Linked DNA regions of Homo sapiens: region 2 is linked to region 1. A link is a contact called in ENCODE Hi-C data. All regions are on one chromosome and are shown on one strand. The core of a region is the stretch at or near the end of the contact, and the rest is flanking DNA. Distances in the headings are between cores, read along the strand shown. Region 1 holds the start of MKX-AS1 (MKX antisense RNA 1). Region 2 holds the start of BAMBI (BMP and activin membrane bound inhibitor).

Region 1 (7,008 bases), core at 2,731-5,230:
TTGCACCATTTCTCTACACTTGGCAAAGTAACCCAACCATCTGAAATCTGCCTCCTCTCCTTAAGCCCAGCAGAAAAGCATCAGGAGCAAAATGCTGTGGATTGCAGCTAATGTTTAGGATGCTTCCTATTAAAAAATAATAATAAATAAGTGTGTGTGGGGGGTTGTTGATCCAAACATCATTTCTTGTCTTTCTATCCCCTACTCCTAGCTGTCAGTAATGGTAATTTTGAAAGTTACTCTGTACCTGAGCTTTAATACTGGGCCTTAATATGGAGCGTCACACTGCGTGGTTCTCAAAGTGGGGTTCCTCCCTAGCCTCTGCTTCAGTAACACCTGGGGCCTTGTAAGAGATGCAAATGATGGTCTCACCCCAGACCTGCTGAATCCGAAACTCGGAGGTGGGGCCTAGCGATTCGTGTTTTAAGCTCTCCAGGCGATTCTGATGCTCACTAATGTTGAACCTTCTCGTAAGTCTGCAGTTTACTTTTCACTTCCCTACCTGACAGCGCATCCTGCATTCTTTCCTGCACGGAGCATCTGCACTGAACTGAGGGATGAGGGTGAGAGGTAATTCAGAAACTCCCACAGCTCGGCTCCATCCCTCTCCAGGTAGAAGCGCCACGTGGAGAGCCACACGAACTCTAAGCGTTCCCGCTCTTCAGCCCCTCGCGGGAAAACGGATCAGGGTGTTAATGGGTCCTGATTACCTGCACTAGCGTCATCTGCGAGCCGAGGGCCAAGAGTATCTTCTCGGTCTTGGTGGGGTACGGGTTGTCACGGTGCTTGTAAAGCCACTGCTTGAGGGGTCGCGCCATGTCTTGCAGGGCCTGCCGCTTGTGCCTCACCTTCCCGCCATTCTGCCGGGCGCTGGGACATGGGGAGAGGAGGCGGCCCTGGTGAGCGACGCGTTTGCCCGCCCGGACGCTCCACGCCCCGGCCAAGCCCGGGCCCCGCATCCAAACTGCGCATTCCTGCCTTGCGCCCCTGCTTTGCGCGCGCCCAGAGTGTTTGGGAGAGGCAGGAAGTGGGAGCCACACAGTTTCTGGATGGGGAGATCATTTCGATAGGTTTATCTTGAATAGGGGGATACCTTGAACCCAATACCCCAAGGTTAGAGGTTTAGAAGACGAAGGTCAAGTGATTTGAAGAATACTGCTATTCCAGTCGCGTATCTGGGCAGCGGGGCTAACTGCTACCCTTCCCTCACCCGCTGGCGCCGCACCCTCGAGTGGCCCTGGCCTGGCAGGCCTGGCAGGGTATGCGGCTGGCTCTCGAAACTTCCCTCGGGGATCTCTTGTCTGCTCCCAGAGGCTTTCCGTCGCTTGTGGTCAGGGGAAAGGTCGCCGACTGGACATAGGGAATAAAGCAAAGGAGCATTGCCGCCCCGGCTCTCTTTAAGCTATTTCCTTTGATCTTTTAGGAAAAGGGGGAAACTTTCTAAAGGAGTTGGTGGTTTGTGGAGGAAAGCTGCAGAACCCAAAAACACCGTCGGGCCGTTTCCCGACTAAGGGAGGGTTAAAAGTACGGCAAGCTCTGTCCCATCATGTAAGGTAAAAAGACCTCAGGAAAAGCACATTCAAAGGGGGAGGAGGCAGAGGCAGCCAGGAGCCTGGAGCGTGGCCTGGGGCGCTGCGCTCCCTCACGGGTCCGGGAGGTGTCGCGCGCGGCCGCCAGCGAGCCCAGCCGCTCCCCGAGGCTTGCGCGCCTGCGCCGGAGCCTCCTGGGTTTCTGCCTCTTTAAACACTTTGAAATGCAATTCCACCCGAAACGACTGGTAGTAACATTTTGACGAAACCGAATCTCTGTTTTACTAAGCAGCGACGCCGCAGAACAAGCAGCTGATGCAATCGTTCAGGTGGAGGCGGCTAGGACGGCCGCCCCTCCCCGGCGGGGCGCCCGGGGAGCCGCCGGATCGGGCCAGGCAGAGCCTGCCCTCCACTCACCGGCAGTCTGAGCAGCTGGCCCACCCGCAAGCTACCGCCCCCCCCAGCATACCCCTCACCCCGCTAAACTCAAACCCGGCCCCGCAGGCCCGGGGCCTCCCCCTCCGGGTTCGCCGCGGGCCCAGCCGAGCCGCGCTCACGCCCGGGACTCCCTGGCGGGAGGCGACCTTCCCGACTCCTTGGGCCAGGCGAGCCGCGGGGCTCTGGCGAGGGGCTCGAGTGACCGAAGAGAAGTCCGCGGAGCCTGAGCCTGGACTCCCCGACTGCTCGGCTTCGCCTGTTTCTCTGCACCGAGCTCAGTCCTTTTTCCTCGCCCTCAGCCGCGCACCGGCACCCACAGTCCGGAGAGGGGCAAATAACCCCCAACTCCGAGGTCCAGGCAGCGGAGGGCCGAGGGGCAGCTCCTGGCGCCCTTAGTCTCCACCAAGCTCTTTGGAGCTGCCCCGACGAATTGATCCCTCATGTTTTAAGATAGGAGCCCCTTAACATGAGAATGCGCGAGCCCTGGAGGGGCAGACCTGCACTCCCAGGGAACTCCGGGCCCTTTCCCGTCCACCCGCCCGCGTTGCCACGGGACCCCGTCACAGCTCACCACCCCCACCCCTCCGGGCCGCAGGCGGGCAGGGCCCCCAGGGGAGTGCGCATACCCGGTCCTCCGGTGTCTCAGGCCGAGGTTGTCCTTGAGGGGCGGGCCGTCGGGAATGCCCACCTCGGGGCGGGCGTGAGGACTGTCCAGGACACCGCTGTAGGGCCGGCCACCCCGCTCCCGCTCCGAGGCGCCTCCGTCCTCAAACAGCACCGCACCGCTGAGCTTGTTGAAGACGATGGTGTTCATGGTGTCGGTTGGTAGGGACGCGCGGCGCGGCCGCAGAGCCTCGGGGCTGGGCCGCCGGGAGCTCCGCAGCGGGGCTCGGCTTCTAGGAGAGGAAGGTGCATCTCGTTACTTACTGGCTGAGAGTGCTCAGACCCCTGCAGGTTCAGGGCCTTGAACTTGGCCGGGTCGCCGGGCTGCGGAGCCGAGGGGAGGAGCGGCGCCGCCGCAACTGGCAGGGACCCTGCGGCTCTCCCCAGTTGGCTACACGCCCCCGCCCCTGCAGGTTCCCCGGACAGGTACCTGCCCTCTTCCTTGCCTGGGCGATCGATCCCCCCAATCCCTTCACTCCCCAGAACTACAACCGGGAATCATTCACCCGCAGAGGCAAAGGAAACGAATTCCCAAACGAGCCTCTGGGTTTCAGTTTGAATCTGGGAGAGGCATACTCCGGACTGCGGAGCGCGACCGGCGTGAGGCCGCGCGTGGTTCTTCAATCACAGCAGAAGACTAAAGCCTCTAGGAACCCCAACTCGGGGCGTCAGGAGGGGTTGGATGGAAGGGAAGATTTGGGGTAATGTGCCAACCGTATCCACAAGACCCCCCAGCTCATGAGTCCCAGGCCATACCGGGATTTGGGGGATTTTCGTGTTTTCTAGATCGTGGATGGTTTGGTTGAAACCCCCGCATCTTCTGTCCGCCAAGGTCCCCCGGGGTGAGGTTGGGTTCAAGGACAGGAAAAAGTTAAGTGGCGTCAGGACGAAAGCACCACTTCTCCCCCTTCTCTCCCAGAATCTTCCTATCATCCCCCAACGCGCCCCGGGAAGTGCATGGTCCTAAGGTCCAAGGCGCCAGGACCCAGGTCCCCAGAGCCCTCAATCAGTGCCATTCTCTTCCGCAGCGCGGGTGTCAGCCGCGAGCTCGTAGCCCCTCGACACCCGCCTCTCTCTGGGGTCTCCGGGGACCCTTTCAGAGGCTGTAAAGGTGTCAGAAGCCCAAGGCAGGAGGCAGCTTGGTCGGCGCACCTCCCGGGCCACTGCTGCCACTGTCGGGGAGAGCCAGCAGCTCACCTCTGGGGTCGCGGAGGCCCTGAGCCTCTGCCTGCCGCGCACCGGCGTCAGGAGCAAGTCCGCGCGGCCGCGGAGCCGCAGAGTTACAGCCCCAAGGCGCGCGGCGGACTTCGCCCGCCCCATCTCCTCGCCTCGCGCCTCGGGACAGCTCCCGTTTCCTCCGAGCGGCCTCAGCTTCGCTGCCAGCGCCCCCTTTGCCCGTCCAGCCGCGGCATGGGCTGCTACTCCACTAACACACGCGCGCGCGCATACACACACACACACACACACACACACACACACACCCTTTGCCTCGCCAAGCGCCCACACTCGCCAACGCCCCCGCCCCGCCCTTCGGCCACCGCAGCAGAGGCCACGCGTGACATTTAGGACCACGCGTGACCACCGCGATCAAACGACGGCTACGGTCTGTGTTCGTAGGGAAGTGAAGTCAGACCTCTGCTGGATGTCGTGTGTCCCCTAGGACTGCGTCCTCCCGCGCAGACAGGTACGTGCCTGGGGTGTGCACATAGCCTCGGTGATAAGTGTCAAAGAGAATTTTCGTGCTTGCAGCCCCTGTTCTACAGTCAAGACTCGCGTTGGTGTTTTCTTTTAAAATCATGCCCTTAGGGATGTGTGTTCATGCTGCTTTATTTGTACAAGACACCCTTCCCCGGCCCGGCCTTCTCCGAGCCACCCCAGCGCGTCCTCCTAGATGCGACGACGTGTTTTTCCTAGCGAAGTCATCACGAGGTTAGCCACCTCGGACACTTCCCCGGCAGCCCCAAGCCCACGCAGAGATCGCAGACACAGACACCCGGCGCGCTGTAGGTCTGCAGGCAGCAGGCTCAGAGGCAAGCGATGGCAAAGGTCCGAGCGCTGTCCTGTCGCAAGGGGTCCGGGGGCGTGTGAACCACACTTGCTGACCCTCCCAGGACTCCCGCGCGCGGCCACCCGCGCCTCTTCTCAAATCACTTACCCCGATTCACTCCAGACTGTGGCCGGGGAGGTCACTCCCTGCAGAAGTGTCCCCCTCCCCCAACGCCGGCGAATAATTTTAAAGCAAAGGAGGCGCGGCCAGGTGGGCTCCCAAGCTCCGCGCAGACCCTTGGGCCAGCCTTGGCCGCTACCCGAGCGCCTCTCCACCAGACCTTGGAGGGAAGTTGGGGGAAGGGCGGGAGAGCACCGGCGCCCAGGGCGCAGGGGCCAGAGCGAGCCTGGCGTTCCGCCGCAGCCGGCTGAGACTCGGCGACGCGGGGGCTGTACCTGTGGCTGCGGGGCCGACGGCCGGCTGCAGGGCGGCTGGCTCTCCCGCCTCGAGACTAGGCGCACTCCCATCCCCGCCGCATGTTCTCCACGCGGGCTCCAGCGCGCTCACCACCGCCACCGCCGTCGTCTCGGCTTTATTTACCCAGCCCGGCGCGCGCCGCCCGGGAACAGGAATAGCGAGGCCTTCTCATGTTTCCTGACTGCCGGTCCCAGCCGGCGAACATCCTGCGGGCGCGGTATCCACGTTCCCGGGCGGGTGGAGAGGAAGCGTCCGCGCCCGCCCGGCCGCGGGGGCTGCTGTTAACCCCTAGCAGAGGAGCCGCTGCCGGGGAGCCCCGGGCCCGCCGAGTCCTCCGGAGCCGGGCGCGGCTCCCAGATCCGCCGGCCTTGCAGTCGTGGAGCAGACGGGGCTTTTCCCTTCGCACTTTAGGAGAGAAATTGGAGAAGCTGCCGGGAGCGCTCGGCTCCGGCTCCAGAAGCTGAGAGGCTGCGGTGCAAATCCCGTGTCTTAGCTGGCCCGATTGCCGGAAATTTCACTGCGCGTGGCTAGGCGGGAGAGGCCACTGTGACGCGCCCTGTATTTTCCTCTCGATTAGCTGGAGGGAAGTTAGAGCTCCGTTTTGCACCTACAGCCCTGGAGCGTATTGCGGGAAGTGCTAGTGCCCAGGAGCCTCTTTTCTGATGTCACTGGGCTTCTGGGGTCCTAGTTGTCTCAGTCAAAGCCAGGCACACATTCACCTCCGGGGCAAGGGCTGGTGAGGCTGCCCTCGCCGCTGGGTATAGGGATGGGGGAAAGCAAGGATGGGATGAGTTCAGCCCAGGTGGCCAACCCGCGGTGGCCCAAGTGCAGAAGAGGAAGCGCGCCCAAAGCCAAGGATCTGCACGCAGCAAAGGAGATGGAACTTAGAAGAATCACAAGCTGGGACACAGGGCAAAGAGAGAGAATGGCTACCAGATTCTCTGATTGATGATACTTTGCTTCCTAACATTACCGCAAATATAAGTAGCGAAAGCGGCGGTTTAGGTGCAACTGCAAGCTCAGAGCTTCTGGCAGCCCAGAAGATCCCCAAGGTGCCAACACGAAGCTGCCTGCGCTCTCGCCGAAGGCCCTGTGGTCCTAGCGAACTTTCGCCCTTTTTAAAGAACAAACTTAGATTTCCCCCCACCAAGCTTAAAGAAATAGCGCCATTTGTCCTTTTCCCCTCTAAATGCGGCTGGCCAGAGCCGGGGCAGTGGCCCACCTTAGCATCTTCTTCGTGTGTGTGTGTGTGTGTGCGCGTGTGTGTGTGTGTGTTTGTGTGTTGGGGGGGTCGCTAGAAGTGCTTAAAATATATACCAAAACTATTATTTTAAAGACTAATCACACCCTCAAATTTCATATGTGTCACCTCCCAAATTACGCGATAGCAAACCGTTGTGCAGGGGTACAATGTAAACCATAAAGGAAGGCCGGTTTACATTTTTGCGCACCAGGAAGATACAAAGTATCATTGGAGCACGTTCTGATGTCCTCGGTTCTCTTTTGTTATATAACTTGCTGTTGCAGCGCTTGCATCTTGTCTTTGGCGCTGCCCTTGTGGTGTGAGTTCAGTACAGGCTTCTGGTCTACAGACCTCGCTGTAGGAGCTTAAAGACAGGGGTAAATCCTAAGGTTTCAGCCATCAATTTTCAGCTAACAAATTTCACCACAGAAGCAGATCTAATTGATAATTCATAGGACAAAAGAGCCACCTTCTCTTTTATGGTCTCTATCAGTGGTGTTAGTCACCGGGAATTGTAATGAAATTAGCTCTAACATACCCCTGAAACATTTTTTGGTCAGCTGTCCCAGGTAAAGCAATAGGCATCATACAGTTACTTGCAATTTCCCAGTATTCTACTAACTTTTTGAGCTATATGCTATAGTACATGTTAGTATAGGACAAATGAATTT
Region 2 (7,008 bases), core at 2,441-4,940, 930 kb after region 1:
TATACGGCCAGCATGGTGGCTCACACCTATAATCCCAGCACTTTTGGAGGCTCAGGCAGGAGGATTGCTTGAGCCCAGGAATTCTGAGACCAGCCTCAGTAACATAGGGAGACCACCATCTCTACAAAAAAATTAAAAAATTAGTCGGGCATGGTGGCTCGCGCCTATATATATACATATATATCTCCCATGGATAAATTATATCTTGAATGCTGTTTGAAGGTAATAAAAAACTATTCTACTGTTTAACGGTTTCAGTTAGGTCTAGAATCAGTTTTCTGTTCTTGGGTATAGAGAGCTTGTTCCTAGGTATTTTCGGAATCCCTTTGTAGATGTAAAAAGAATTTTGGTCGTTGATTTCATTTCTTGCTTTAAACTTCAAAAGGACAGTAGATTGTACTATTTTTTTTCCCTCTACTTATCAACCTACATGTAGGAAAGTAATAACTGAATTATGTGCAAAGCATAAGTAAAATTCTCTAGAGAAGCAATTTTCCTTAAGAATGTTAAATTGAATTAAAATTGTTGCCTATTCTCTCAACTATTGATATGGCCTTATGATTGACACATTATCCCTAAACTGATTTTGATATTCTACATTGATTCAAACACTCTGATTCATTTAGTTGAAAAGTCCATGTCTTCCCCAGAACCATTAGATAAAGTGCGGACTTGTTTCTCTTTAATTTCTGGTCATTTAGAAAGTTTGCCCATTAATAATAAAAACAAAATAGTTGAAATCATTGTCTAAAAAATGGATCCCAAGTTCTTATTCAGAATTGGACTTGGAACAAAAAAATATATACAACCTGGAGTGCTCAAAGTCAACATTAATTCAATAAAATACAAATATCTTAGTTTGGTTTCTTTGGGTTGCAAGGAAAAGAACCTTAAGTAAAAAGGGGACTTTATTAAGGTTACTGAATTAACCTAAGGACAAGAAGTGACGCTGAGTGCCTGGAAATCCATTTGGATTTATGTATTTGCCACTTTGCATATCTTCATTATTTTTCTTCCTCTGCAGACAGGTGGACTACAGCTGCCCCAAAGCAAAATTTTTATGTCTCCCGTGAAATGACCTCAAGGGACTGAGCAGCATGTCTGCTCAAAGACACAGAAGAGAGAATCTAACTGACCTAACCTGGGTCATGTGACTAGCTATGGCCAGAGATTAGGAGATCAGAGTCTCCTAATCAGGTTGCCAACGCCCACTCCGGGAAAAGGGACATTCTCTGACTTGGGCTGGGAGACACTCAGAAAGTGTCTACTAGAATGCAACTTTCACCAACACATTCCCCAGACCTCTTCCATTAAATATTTATCTGTATCAAAGGGAAGTATAGTTCATTTCTGATACGTCTCTGTTCACTTCTTCACATTTTATGCTGCAATCACAAAGACTTGCTTGTCATCCCAACTACCTGTTCGCTGCTTACCACTCCTACTCACCTACACAATCATATTTCATGCCTAAGTCCTGTGGTCCTCTGTGCTTGTAATGGTCTTCTTCCAATCCTTAATGTCATTGCTTCTAGACTTTACCGGCTCTCTTTACCTTCCTAGACTAGTTAACCTCTTTCTTTTAGGCATTGTAACATCATGCACATAAATCTCCATTATTGTCCAGCTCCATTGTTTTGAGATTTACTATCTAGTTTCTGACATCTTTATACCCCCAGACATTGCAAGCCTCGCCTACGGTGGGAGGCCAGGTTGAACTAACATACCCTGAAAGTTTCCTTTTAGCTAATAATTGACTCTAAAAGAGAGTGTAATCATTACATAAAAAGTATTGTCCTCTGGGCGCGGTGGCTCACGCCTGTAAATCCCAGCACTTTGGGAGGCCGAGGCGGGCGGATCACGAGGTCGGAAGTTCGAGAGCAGCCTGACCAACATGGCGAAACCTCGTCTCTATAAAAATACAGAAATTAGCCAGGCGTGGAGACAGGTGCCTGTAATCCCAGCTACTCAGGAGGCTGAGGCAGGAGAATGGCTTGAACCCGGGAGGCGGAAGGTTGCAGTGAGCCGAGATCGCGCCACTGTACTCCAGCCTGGGCGACAGTGCCAGACTCGTCTCAAAAAAAAAAAAAAAAAAAAAAAAAGTCTTGTCTGCATAAAACCCTTACAATTGTTAACTTGTCAAGGTTCTAGTAGCCAGGAAGTTCTAATCAAACTCGGCCCCAGGACTGCCTTGTCAGCACGCCCCTTGAGAAACTTTTCTGAGAAACCTGCTGTTTACCTGGTGCCCTAACCAGTTTAATTTTCTTTTAAAACTTCTACTGGATTTCTCCTTCTCTCCTTTTAGATGCAATTTTGATCTAGAGAAGTAATGGTCTGAGCATCAGTTTATGAAATTATTTTATTTTTCTGCACATAAACATTATTTTTCAAAGACAATTTCATTAACTACATCCTGCAGCTCTGCAGACTTTCAACAACTTTAAAAGGTTAGGCGTTTGAGATATGTTCGCCTTGACTTTCAGTCCTCAAGACATATGTACATTTTTCTTAGTCTCAAAGCTCATGTCTGCACTCTAGTCCTAAAGGATTTGTCTTTATAATTCTCACCTTAGCATGAAATGTGCTTCTCTTTCTTTCCTTCCCCACCCCCCACCCCCTTTTGACATATCCGGTAGGGAAGCTCTGGCAGATTCTCAAGAAGAATTTTGCAAATGGTCGACTTTTGTTCATCTCAGGTTTTGGAGGGAGAGGATAAAAGAACATTCCCTCAGATAATGAGTTTTAACCTTAATTCCTTCCAAAGCGGAGGGGGAAACAAAACTACAGCAAGACCACCTTGAGTACCTTGGGAAGGGCAGCCCCGCGATCCCTAATAAATGAATTAGCATCTCAAGGAGGAGATCACTGCGGGGCTGATATTGATCAGGGTCAGCCGGCGTGTTTGCCAGCCATTGTTTGGGGGGTGGTTAATTGAGTGTCAGTCTCGGCCAGTGTCGTCTCGTTGGCGCCGGGTGCTTTTGGATTTGCTAATTTTCGTTAAGTGTCTCTAGCCCGCTACTCGTCCCGCGTACCCGGGAGAACCTAGCGGCTCCTAACGGATCAACAGTCAGTCTGTCTGGGCTTTATTGATCCCATGGCGGGCAGCTCGAGGCGGACACGCTGAGGGGGTGGGGGGCGAAGGCTGAATGCAGACCCCAGCGCTGGGCCGCCTCCCCCGGGCTCCCACCCGAACCCTCCTCCGCCACCTGCACAGGCCGGGGCATTGTCACTCGCCCCTGGGGGTTCCAGAAAACGCAGTGCGGCCGGGGAGGACGACCACACGGACCCCCTGCGTGTTTCGGGGGGCACCCAAAAGAAGCCCCGCGCTGGGGAACGCTGACCACCCGAGGCTGAGCCGTCAGGGTCTCGGAGGCGGGTTCCCGAGCCGGTCCCGGGGCTGGGCTCCCCCGGCGCCTCGCGAAGGTCACTGACGCGCAGGCCTCCGCAAGGGGGAGCGCGGGAGACGGCAGCGCACCAGCCGGGCGCCCCAGCCGGGCGCCCCAGACGCCGGCGCCGCTCGGAGCCGCCGGGCAGGTCCCCCAGCGCTCGCGTCTGGGCCCGCCCCCCGCTGCGGGGCGGATTGACAGGAGCCCGGCGGCCAATCGGACGCCGTGGGGCGGGGCGAGGCGGGGCGGTGCAGGCCGGCTCCCGGCGCGGGGCGCTATTTACGGCGCGGAGCCGGAGAGACCTGGGCTGGCGCGGGCGGGAGCTGCGGCGGATACCCTTGCGTGCTGTGGAGACCCTACTCTCTTCGCTGAGAACGGCCGCTAGCGGGGACTGAAGGCCGGGAGCCCACTCCCGACCCGGGGCTAGCGTGCGTCCCTAGAGTCGAGCGGGGCAAGGGAGCCAGTGGCCGCCGACGGGGGACCGGGAAACTTTTCTGGGCTCCTGGGCGCGCCCTGTAGCCGCGCTCCATGCTCCGGCAGCGGCCCGAAACCCAGCCCCGCCGCTGACGGCGCCCGCCGCTCCGGGCAGGGCCCATGCCCTGCGCGCTCCGGGGGTCGTAGGCTGCCGCCGAGCCGGGGCTCCGGAAGCCGGCGGGGGCGCCGCGGCCGTGCGGGGCGTCAATGGATCGCCACTCCAGCTACATCTTCATCTGGCTGCAGCTGGAGCTCTGCGCCATGGCCGTGCTGCTCACCAAAGGTGGGTGCCGGGGGCGCACGGGGCCCGGGGTCCCGTCCTCGCCGCGGGGCTTTGGAGCCGGCTGCAGAGGCTTTGTTAGCGGCAGGCGAGGCTCCCTCCTGCGCCGGAGCCGCAGGTCGCGACAAGTTGCTGTGTTCTTAGAAGTCGCGGCGGTGGCCTGGCGCGTGGATGCGGACTCCGATCTAAGGGCAGGCGCTGATCAGAGGGTCCTCCTGGCTCTGCCTGCGGGGAGCGGCGCGTTTGCAGCCCAGCGGGGAGCGGGGCCGGAGTCTCGGCCTCGACGCCGCCGCTTCCGCACCCTGGGGGCTCGGGCGGCCGGGAGGAATCGCAGATCCTGGCCTGTAGCTGCCGCGTGCCCTCAGCGTGTCTGTGTGAGTGCCTCAGGGTGTATTTCTGTGAGTGTGTCTCTGAGTCTCAGTATCCCTAAATGCATTTTTGTGTCTCTGAGTGTCGTTGTGTTTCTGAAAGTGTGTCTGAACCTCTGTATCACTCAGCGTATCTCTGTGTCTCTTTGAATGTATCTCTGAATGCATTTCTGTGTCTCTTTCTGAGTCTTTGTGTCTCTGAATGTGTGAGTCTCTGTATCTCTGATCTTGAGTGTGTCTTTCTGAATGCATTTCTGTGTCTGTCTCTAAGTGTCTTTGTATCTCTGAATGTGCATCTGAGTCTCTGTGTGAGTGTGTCTCTGCGTACATCTCTCTGTGTGCGAGCGAGTGTGTGGGTCTCCCTGAGAGTTTAGGTGTCCGAGGTGTGCAGAAGTGTGTGTTGTGTTGCTTTTCAGCAGCCGGGAGGAGTAGGCTCTGTCAGCGTCTCACTGCCACTCACCTCATATTTTACAAACAGGACCAAAAAAAAAAAAAAGGCAGCGGGTCAGTTTCTTCTTTCCTCTGCAGGCTTTCACCTTTTAGAAAGAAATAACCCGAACTGTCTCCGAATTTCAAGGTTCTCCTCACCTCCCTGCTGTGAAATCTACCTACTGTTCTGTGAACAGATAATTTTTTTAAGTAGGAAGCAGTTTAGTCTTTGCAGCCCCCTACTTCTCTTTAATTGCTATGTAGCAGGCATGAGGTTAAAGCATAAGCTAGCCCAGCGAGGATGATGTGCTACAGTATTTATTTATTTTGGAAGGAAGGGTGTAATTAACCCTAAATAACAGCCCTTGTGGCTTGCAGAGGGGAGCCTCCTGGCCCTATCAAAGGCGGGCAGAACAGGGAGGGACTGAGGCTGACATGAAGTCACAGATACCGAAACTATGTGCCTGATAATGATATAATTAGGGGATCAGAGATTTCTGACGGCTGCGGACTTCAAAAGCTTTAAAAGAAGCCAGCAGTCTCTCCTGTAGCCATCTTGACTAAAGCAGACATTTTTGTTTAATCACTACATACAGTAACGAGAAGGGGACAGAAACAGAAGGGCATTGTTCCACAGTTTCAAAATACCAGTCCCCTTTCTGGCCTTTTGCATGCCACAGGAAGAAACTTTATGAACGACAGAAATATAGTTTTAATACAGTGGTACAAAAGTCCATTCTCCTTGCTTAAAATGTGGCTCCAATTAAAAAAAAAAGGTAGTTAGAACTTTCCCAGTTACCTGTCAAAATTTTATTAGGCTGTTTTTAGGTCATTGAAAATAGGCTCTCATAAACATTTAAGCAGCATTTTACTTGTATTCAGTCTTCCTTTTCTGTACAAGGTCTGAAGCTAATAGGGTCAAAATGGGCTTTTAATCTGTTTTATTTATACTTTAAATCTATATATGGAATTTGTCAAACTAGGGATATGTAGTCATCACCCCAGAAGACTGGTGAGCTTTATGTGGAAAATAAAGTGAGCTTGGAGGGAGGAGGAGAAAGAGCAGAGAAGTGGTTCTGCAAAGCAAGGTTCTTACTTGAAGCAGAGAAGGAACTTGGGCCCAACCAGTGCAGATTTAGGAGCAAGACCCCTAGCTTTGGACTGTTAAGGGTTGCCAAAGATCTGTGTTTAGCGGGCTGGTTTTCCTTAGAACCGAAGCATTAGCAGCGTCCGGTGAAAACTGAGCATACAATACCGTGGTCTGGAATTTGGACAGATAATTAAATGAGACACCTTACTGGGGCGTTCAGAGAGAGGGGGAAGAATAAAGGTAAGGGTGGGAAGAGGTTTGTAAAACAGCAGATCCCGGTGTTTAATTTCAGAGTGGAGGTTTCGGATCTTCAGACGGGAAACTGGAAGAGGCGTGTGCATTAGTTTAGTTTACTCGCTGTGGCATGTGACAGCGACCAGGGTCCACTAGGTGGATATTGTATTAGTGAGAACTTGAAGACCCAGATTATTTCAACGAGAAACTGATATTAAAGCCTCCAATCTTGCCCTGCGACAAAATGTGAACGGAGCCATGCAACTCACAAAATAAGTTTTTATAAAGGAAACTTTTAATCACTTCCTGTAGAAAATTTGAGGTTTCCTTAAGGATTTTTCATTCAACCAGCAGAGGATTTTCAGTTTCAGTGTTTCCCCTTTTAGATCACATGTCGAATTACATGTAAAACTTGTGAGGAGGAGGAGGAGAAGTTAGCCTTGCAGTTTTATACTCCCCCCACCTTTTATGACTTTCCATTTGGGCTGAAAGAAATTGACTTTGGCAAGCAAACCACTAATTGTAAACTGCCTAGTTCCTGTTTTACAATATACTGACTAAAAGCTCCTCTGCATGAAAAGATCTTTATAGGCAAAAAGTTTGCCTTTTCTAGAGAGGTTGCAAATAGCTGCCTAGTTTCATAGTTTTAAAACCTCCTGACCTGGGCAGTTTCTAGATTGTTGTGTTTCTAGTTAATAACTTTATAAGGTGTTAGCTAAAGCTCTTAACTCTTGGTGCAGTCCTGTG

What was found. A loop is a pair of places that touch in the nucleus more often than their neighbours do. Pooled maps may share reads with other maps.
Region 2: a map of naive thymus-derived CD4-positive, alpha-beta T cell shows a loop between it and region 1 (7-fold over the local background). The contact joins the promoter of BAMBI here to the promoter of MKX-AS1 in region 1. A Hi-C loop is called at or near these places in 1 of 168 maps with a recorded cell type or tissue (naive thymus-derived CD4-positive, alpha-beta T cell), 1 of 37 single-sample maps with no recorded cell type and 11 of 50 pooled maps.

The regions. Positions count from the first base shown.
Region 1 is chr10:27,740,635-27,747,642 of GRCh38, forward strand. MKX-AS1 (MKX antisense RNA 1) reads left to right here and starts at 3,981. Exons shown (of 2, transcript NR_121652.1): 1 at 3,981-4,314. MKX (mohawk homeobox) reads right to left here and starts at 5,185. Exons shown (of 7, transcript NM_173576.3): 1 at 5,073-5,185; 2 at 2,594-2,863; 3 at 711-870. The coding sequence starts at 2,781. RefSeq lists silencers at 1,566-1,785, 1,856-1,975 and enhancers at 2,256-2,325, 4,676-5,266.
Region 2 is chr10:28,673,831-28,680,838 of GRCh38, forward strand. BAMBI (BMP and activin membrane bound inhibitor) reads left to right here and starts at 3,691. Exons shown (of 3, transcript NM_012342.3): 1 at 3,691-4,143. The coding sequence starts at 4,068. RefSeq lists silencers at 3,159-3,718, 4,444-4,588.